Linked DNA regions of Mus musculus: region 2 is linked to region 1. The links are chromatin contacts, found by Hi-C or POLR2A ChIA-PET in ENCODE. All regions are on one chromosome and are shown on one strand. The core of a region is the stretch at or near the end of the contact, and the rest is flanking DNA. Distances in the headings are between cores, read along the strand shown.

Region 1 (4,314 bases), core at 576-3,075:
GGGATCCAAACGACCGAATAAGAAAAAAGGGGGTGGGGCATTACCTGCAATTCACACCAGGCGACTTCCACAGTGGTTTCGGTGTCCAGACCTTTGTAGACTGTCTTAAAGGAGCCTCTGCCGATTTCGATGTCAAATTTGAGAAAGCGACCGTCATTGGACATTCCCACTGCCTTGGTCTCCAGCTCTTCGATATCATCCTGTTGCTGGCTCCTATCCTCCTGCGCCTCTTTGGCGCTGGCGCCACCACTGCCACTTCCACTTCTGGACGGCGGTGGCTCCTCTTTGCTCCCCACGAGGCTGGGCTGGGACACCGGGCGGTCTTTGCTGGTACTGCTGGGGACGGTCGTGGTGGCCGAGCCTACAACGGCTTGTTCCCCAGGGGAGGCAGCAGCCGAGGGTTGCTGAGACACCTGGGAAGCAACGGTGGCGGTCAAAGTTTCCTCTCTGTGAGGTTCGGGTGGAGCACTCTGGGGCACCACTGCAGGTACACTAGGTTGCGGGATAGAGAGAGGGAGGCCCGGCAGCTCCAACGCGGTGGCATTGGAGTCGCAGATGACGCTTCGGCGGAAGAATCGGTGCTCCGTGGGGGTGGTGGTGGCGGCCGCCCCACGACTGTCCTTGTCCATAGTGTGCCGGCGGCGCCGATATTCCTCCGTCCTGCCAACTCCCGAGTCGGCGACCGTAGCCCCCAGTTTCTCGCCCACGGAAGAATCGGAGCTTGAGCCATTCTTGGGGACGGGCGCCGGAGGCGTAAGGAAGCCCGGAGTGCCGCTTTGCTTCTCGGCGGCACCGTCAGACATGGTCGGTCCGATGGAGTGAAGAATGCGGGCTCGGATTTATGAATGAAAAGGGAAAAGGGTGACCCGGAGAAGCCACCAAGAAGTGCTGGGCAGCGCTCCTACGGCGGGCTCCGAACCACCGGACGACTCCCACTCAGCACTGACAAGGCGCCCCGAGGGCGACGCGGGACACTGAGTCCGGCTGCTGCGGCGGCTGCTGCTGCTGGCACCGAAGCTGCTGCGGCTCACGGGGCGGGCTCGTCGGCGGGCTAGGAGGGAGCGGAGCCACGGGGGTTAGCGCCGCACAGTCCGCATCCATCCTGCAGCGAGCGGAGGCCGGTAGGGCTGGGGCAGCAGAAGCGCCGCAGTCATGAGGAGCAGGGCGCGGAATTGGCTCCTGGGCGAGAGGATGCGACCCAAGTGAAGACGGCTAAGCTCCCTCCGCTGCCGCTGCCGCCGTCGCCGCCCGCCCGCCGAGCACGGCGGGATAGGCCCTGAGGGCGGAGGCACAGCGCGCGAGGGACGAGCCCCGACGCCGGGCGGTGGCAGCCCGGGGCACAGGAGTGGGAGGGGCCGCGCAGGGGAAGGAGGGCCGCGGCCCGGGTTCCCGGTCGCTCGCTCGCTCGCTCGCTCGCTCGGCCGCCGCCTCAGGCAGCACGCGCCCCGGAGAGGGGACCAGTCTCAGAGGGCGCCCATCACTAGATGCTGAGGGCCGAAGCCTCGAAGCCTCGAAGCCTGAGGAGCGGCCCCCCCCGTCCCCGAGGCCTCCCCGCCCGCCCCGGGCCTGGCGAACCTCTTCCCCTCTCTGGCCGGCGCCGGGGGCAGAGGAGGGAGGGAACTGTGGGGAGGGGAGGGCCGCTCACCGCGGGGCCCGGGCTCCGCTACTTCTCTGGCCAGGAGGAGAGGAGACCGAAAGAACTGGGAGGAGGGGGAGAGGGAGAGAAAAAGAGCAGTCACCCCACTAGGCGCCTTCTGTCAGCGAAGAAGGGAGTACGGAATAGCCGAGCAGAAGGAGCGCGTCCGCCCGGGAAAACTCTCCGCTTTAAATGGCGCCGATGTCTGAAGCCTCCACACAGCCCGCTTGGACCCCGCCCCCCGCCGCCCGGGGCGGCCCCGCCCACATCGCGCTCGGGGGGCTCTCGCGCAGGCGTGCCGAGCTCGAGGCACGATGGGATTTGTAGTTTCGCGGTGAAAACCGTGAAAGGAACCCGGGAGGAACGCGCCTACTACTTCCGTGATGCCCTGCGATTGCTCTAGCCTGGTGCCTCCTGGGAATTGTAGTTCCTTTTTTTGAAAACCGCCCCATCTGAAAGCCTGATGGGAGCGTCATCGTGGGTCGCTCAATTCCGTTCCAAACTCAGTGCTCGCTATCAAAATCATTATTTAGGAATCAATTGCAAAAGAAGAGAAGAAAGGAGAAGAAAAGAAAGGAGAGAATGAGAGACTTCCGTCATGTTCTGCTTAGATAGCTCGTAGAGCTGCCATGCAATGAAAAATGATGTTGTTCGTCTTTAATGGAGAGCCTCCTTAGTGTTGTGACTAGGGGTGTGGGAGTGGAGAAGGAGGTAAAGCTGAATAACCTGAGCCTGAATTCGAAGACTCCCAGAAAACTTTGTGAAGAGTGCACATACCATCACTGTTGATTAGATGGGTGAGGGTAAACAAAATATATTCCATCCTTCTCTTCTTCACAACAACTAAAGCCGCATGCTCATCTCCAGTTTCCAAACAAGTACTTTGGCTGCAAAGATGGGCTGCCTACTAAATAAAACCCAGGATCAGAGCGAACCTCTTTGCTTTGCCGGAAACTTAACGGGAACGGGAGGTGTAGGGGGCGGGGAGAGGCGGGTGACAAGCATGGGAGGAGGTCGAGTTCGAAGATATTCTACATCTTTAATCTTTGATTACAAACTTGAGAGGACATAGTTGACTTTTGCCTCTATATTTGAGTAAAAATTATTTTCCTTTTGTTTTCTTATACCCTGCCTCGGTGGCTCAGTAAAACATCCCCTTTCTGTACTACACTTGCATATGTACACATATGTAATTTATACCAAGGCGCGGATCTCCGGAAACCTAGATCCGTGCAGTTTACAGTAATGGAATTCTTCTCTTCAAAATATCTTTAGTGCTTCCTGGACCACCTTTGCTACTACGTAAGATTATAGTTGTGATGAGCACCAGGGGGCACCAGACAGAGTAGGAAACCAAATTTATGAGCCAGATGGCAGTTACAAGTCTTAACCCAACCGGTGAGAGCGGGAAGCGCTTAAACGTACGCAACCGCACCCGAGCGTGAATACGCTGCAGTCGCAGCCCAGGACTGGAGCGAGCTCTGAAGCGCGTTTTCCTTGTCCAAGACTATATGAGAGGATCTCTGAGTGATTTGGAAGCGGCTAAACGGAAGATTCCTTGACTCAGTGTATCTAGATAAACTTCGCATAGAGAAGTCTTGCTATACAATTAATATTAACTTATCAGAAACGTTTAAAAAGAAGTCAGCACGTTTCCTTTTTTTTTTTCTTGCCGAAATCTACCATGTAAGTTTTAGTGTTTGTTTGAACCCTATGGCTGTTAGATTTAATAAAGAAGGCAGGTTGTGAACAGTTTGAAATACAAGTGCAGAAGGGGCAGGAAGAATACTGAAATATTAGTGCTCTACTGTTTTAGAAAATCATTAGTTCACTTTATTAATGGTAAGTCTGTTTTAGTACATTTAATTAGTGGTTTATCTCCAGTGATAAATCTAATGTCAGCAAATGAAGAAGTAACTATGAAGTGCATTTTTCTTGTACTTCTTAAGACTGTTGATTATAATTTTCTCAAAGTTGCTTTACCAGAGAAAACTTTGTTTATAACACAAAGAAACTTAATTATACAGTGGTGGGTTTTTAAAAGACCAGTAAATCACAGTTTTTTTTTTATTTATTGTATGTTTGTTTCTATAAAAAGAAATTAGGATATTTCTGTCCAGGTGGTTCTGAAACAATTTTATCGTTGTTGCTTATTCTTATTTACTAAACCCTGCAACTTTGGTCACATGACAATGGGCACAACTTCCTTAATATATATAATATAGCCATGACCTGTCAACACATCATTTCAAGCAAGAATACCTAGTCATTATAAATAACCTACTAATCATTGACTTTAAAAACCACACTTATCCACATGACAACTTTTCCTACTTAGCTTTACTAGGAAAACAGATACAATGGTGAGTATCGTCGCTGTGTGGGACGGTTAGACTTAAAGGTTGAACTATAGTATGGAGATTTACTACGCTCACATGTTCATCTCTCTTTATAATGATTAAATCCGTACTAAGTTCCCTGTTATTCTTGACTATAATTCCAGATCATACTTTCCCTTTCTCTGGAGTTTGTTTTCAAGTTCTCTCCCGTCCACACAAACCAGCAAGAGACTAAATAGAAGTGTGTGGAACGGACAGCCAGGGTTATACAGAGAAACCCTGTCTTAAAAAAGCCAAGAAAGAAAGAAAGAAAGAAAGAAAGAAAGAAAGAAAGAAAGA
Region 2 (4,300 bases), core at 1,356-3,855, 55 kb after region 1:
AGTCTCAGGACCGTCCTTTACAACGTGAATGTCCCCAGAGAGTTTAACACAGTGTCAGCTCATGAGAGATCAGCAGTAGTCACACCCATAAAAATTAGACTTGAAAGATGTTTCTACTTAAGTGTACAGGGTTCGGCAGAATACAATTTGTCGGGCCACACCTGGTCTTGGTTTTAGAATCTCTGAGCGCCTGTTTTTGTTAATAAAGTTTTATTGGAATGCTACCACCGTCATTCACTCACTCACAGTGTAAGGCTGCTTTTTCCTCCTACAGAAGAAGTACGATGACCCCTGGCGCAGGGTCACCATGTGACCGAGAGATAAAACACTTTCCAAATCCTGCTTCTTGTTTCCTTCCACGTGATGCCTATGTGCTCCGGTAAGGTTCAGATCCAGGGCAAACCTGGCGACCCGAGCAGGTTCCTAACCAATCACAGCTGTTTCCTCTTACAGCCAATGAGCTCGTTACAAAGGAAATTTCTTTGGAAATTTATTCAGGTGCTTTTCTCTTTTGTATTTTCTTCTGGTTTCCCCTCTCCCCAGCCAGATGCATTTATGAAGTTAAAAGATAATGGAAATTGCCAAAACAGGAAGGCAAGGGGGGAGGAAATGGTTAATATTTTGTTTCTGATTCCCCAAATAAAAAGTTCTAGCTTTTAAAATTCTATAATAAACAAGAATAGCCATCTGCTGAATTAAAAAGAGAAGTTCTAGTAAGACTAGTTTCTTAAATATTATTTATTCTATAATTAAAACTTTTATTTTTCTTACTACTCCCAGCCCCCCACCCCCACCCGCTTGCCACAGCTTGGAGGAACTGCTTTGGCTGTCTATCAAGGGCCTAACGTGCATTGTCATGCTTGATTGGATCCTCTGACCCATCCACTTCACTGTTCCAAGACAATATTTTTGATGGGTTTTATCGCTAAAGAGGATTTTCAAGTTTCTCTATCTCTCCCTTTGAGTTATTATCCTAGAATTCCACAGAAGATGATGAGACAAAGACAAAAGAGCTGGGCTTCCCTTTGTCATCCTCAATTATGAGGGAAAGAAGGCAGAGGAAGGGAGAGCAGGCCTCGGGAGTGTGGAAGTGTCTCCTCTTTAAACTAAATGTGTGCTTTATGGAGATCCAGATTTCTGGGGTTCGAATCTTGGGTCAACCCTGAGCTCCTGCTTTGCCTCCTGGGCTTCAGTTTCTTCTGCTATAAAACAGTGGTAAGAATGGAAAGGAACTTCCAGAATGATTACGAAGAGCAGTGTATGCTAAGCACTGAGGATAGCGCCTATCAGACAGAATAGTGAACCTCTCCCACAGCCCTTATGTTGAAGATTTGGTCATCACCATGCTAATGGGAAGCAGTGGGGGTGGGTGGGAGCCAGCGGGAGGAAGCTAGGTTATTGGAGGGCCGGCTCTTGAAGGGGTATTAGAACCCTTCCTTCCCTCTCCCTTTTTCCATTTACTCCCTGCTGCCAGGAGGTGAACAGACTTCCTCTGTAACACATTCTTACATGATTTAGGCCTGCTGCTACCCACTCCAAAGAGCAGGGCCTGCCAACCAAGAACTGAAATCTCTGTACCCATGAACCAAAGGTGGATTGATTGTCCTAAGGATGTTGTCACGGTGACAGAAAGCTGACTGACACATATATAGCTGTGGGAGGTAGGGCATGATGGGTAATCTTGTTCACTTGACATAATTCTCAGGCATCATCTAACCCCACCCCCTCTCCTTTTCCCATGTGAGACTGGTAAGAATAAATGCCCAGCTCTGCCCTGCCCCATTCCCACCTCCCATTACCCTGAATGGAAATTCTCCCTGGCAGCCATCGTCTACCACACTCACAGACTCCCACCACAGCAGTTTGGATCTAAAACAGGTCTAGGAACAAGACAGAAGTGTTTTAGGTTCTAAGGTAAACAGAAGAAATAATCAGTTTCCAAAAAAAAAAAAAAAGTCTGACTGTCCTAGCTCTCTTTTATAAGTGAGGGGAATGCTGCTGGCCTGGTCAAGAGGATTTGAAGGTGCAGCGTCCCCTGTGCTCTCAAAGCTCTGTCCTGCTCAGAGAAGACGAAGGTACCAATTTGTATTACTGACCTTGTAGCTTTGCATCCTACCTGGTAAGCTACTCCCTCCTCTCTCCCTCTCTTAGGAACGGAGGGTACAAACAGAACGAGGGAGAGGAAGGGAGAAACCTCTGAACCTCATGTCTTGGGATTGGGCTGAAGCCATCCCACGATTGGTGACCTGACACCCTACTCTGAGCAACTAGTGTGCTGTGTGAAAACCCCGTTAGAGCTGTCCTCCGATTTCCTTGGTAAACATGCAGAATTATGTTTTCAGTAGCAAACCTAACTGCCTCAAAGCAGGCAGGCGCCAGTCACCTCAGATGGCCTGGCTGGGATTCGAGGGACAACTCAAAAGGCCACCTCTCAATATGCCACATGCGGGGCAGACACTCGCACACGTGTGCACCTCCCCCCAGGGGTTGAGGCCAAGCCAAGCATCCCACATCCACGGATGAATAGCTGGTCTGTCTTGCAGCAGCGCTTTCTCCCACCTCAGAAGAGCCATAAGCCCAGACTGCCCAGCTGAAAAATCCACGCAAACTGCAGACACTCGGAGGGTGGCGAGTGGCCCCAGGGCAGCAAGATGGAGTCAGACCGAGAAACCATCCACCTTCAAGTAAGTTCTGTGGGAAGCCAAGAGGGGTGGGGGGATCCTGGGAGCGGTTGTGAAGGTGGCATTGATAGCCATCCCAACCTCTACTCTCTCTCTCTTCCTCACCCCCTTCTCTGAACACACTGGCCTTTGCTCTTTAGTCCCATTTTGATACCCCTGGCTGGTTCCTCACATGTTGTTAGACGTGAAATTTCAATTCCTCTCAGCCTCTGCTTCCTCTAGTCAAAGAGCTAATAAGATCTGTGTTATCAGAAAATGATTTCATATTCTGTGCAGTGCTTTCCTCCAAGCCCTGGCACAGTGACTGCTACATGAGAGCTGCCCGGCTGGCTGTCCTCTTAGAGACAAGAAAATACAAAGCTGGGGTTTTAGAGAGAGTAAGAGAGGCAAGTGGCCAACTCTATATTTTTATAGGTTGGAAAAACCTAAACTTTTCTGAGACCTGAGTCTATAAGGCTCTCTTGTGTGGGACAGACAGTGTCTCATTCAGGCAACAGCAGCATGAAGTAGGCAACCACGTACTAGGAAGATAGTCAGGTGTCCTGCCCTTGGTGTTACAGGCCTGGAAGGCACTAGAAAAAATGGAAGGTTCTAGCAAGGGCAGAGAGCCAATCAGACAGAGTAGCATCAGCTGTAAATTGCATGTTAACTTTTCCAAGAGTCAGACAATTAAACGGCAGAAAAGGACTTTCTAAAAAATCCTTTTTAGATTTATTTTTGTGTTTATGAGTATTTTGCCTGTATCTGTATCTACGCCACATGCATGCCTGGTACCTGTGGAGATCGGAGGACAGTGCTGGGTTTTTAGGAACTGGAATTACTTATGGTCATGAACCACCACGTGGTTGCTGCGAACTGATGGAAATTGAACCCAGACCCTCTCTGCAAGAGCAACAAGTGCCCTGAACCACTGAGCCATCTTTCTAGCCCCCAGGAAAGGACTTTTAAGATCAAGAATGTTTGATACCAAAACATGATCTTTAGACTAAACACAAGCTCCCAAACTAGTATATGCTTGACCTGAGCTGGAGAGATTGGTCGGCTTCCTGCTCTTGTGGAAGATGTGTGAGTTTGCCATTTTGGACACTCAGGGCCTCCCACAGGCTCAGCACACACTCTGTCTCTCTGCTGCATCCTCTCTACTTTTGGAATGCATTTAGAGCAGGTTTAGGTTCATAGTACACTTAAAGGAACAGGGAACTCCCGAAAAAACCCTGCCCTTACACATGCAAAGTACATTCCCCAACTAGAACCTACCGTCCCTCCATCAAAGTGTCCACTGTGAGTCAGCACAAATCCACCCGTTTCCACCCCTACAGTACCACAGTTACTTCCCCCACCAACCCATTTACCCTTCCCAGGCCCTGACAATCACCAATCAGGTCTCTTCCAGGTTTACCTGTTCTAGTACCATCATATCATTGAGATTAAACAAATTAGACTTTTCAGTTTGGCTTCCCTCACTTAGCAACCTAAGATTTCGCCATGTCTTGACTGCTTATTTGTTTGTGTATGTATCTGGGGGAGTTCATATATGTATGTGGTTGCATGTGCACACATATGTGAGTGCGCAGAGAGGACTGAGGGCTGAGGACAATCTGTGATGTCATTTCTCTGGT

What was found. A loop is a pair of places that touch in the nucleus more often than their neighbours do. ChIA-PET counts read pairs that join two places held with the same protein, here RNA polymerase II (POLR2A).
Region 2: POLR2A ChIA-PET joins it to region 1 with 14 read pairs in embryonic stem cell. The contact joins the promoter of Ninj2 here to the promoter of Wnk1 in region 1. A Hi-C loop is called at or near these places in 10 of 37 maps with a recorded cell type or tissue (T-helper 1 cell, T-helper 17 cell, T-helper 2 cell and 3 more). POLR2A ChIA-PET finds 5 or more read pairs at or near these places in 3 of 5 experiments (all embryonic stem cell).

The regions. Positions count from the first base shown.
Region 1 is chr6:120,036,830-120,041,143 of GRCm38, forward strand. Wnk1 (WNK lysine deficient protein kinase 1) reads right to left here and starts at 1,826. Exons shown (of 28, transcript NM_001199084.1): 1 at 45-1,826. The coding sequence starts at 803.
Region 2 is chr6:120,090,775-120,095,074 of GRCm38, forward strand. Ninj2 (ninjurin 2) reads left to right here and starts at 2,606. Exons shown (of 4, transcript NM_016718.2): 1 at 2,606-2,684. The coding sequence starts at 2,652.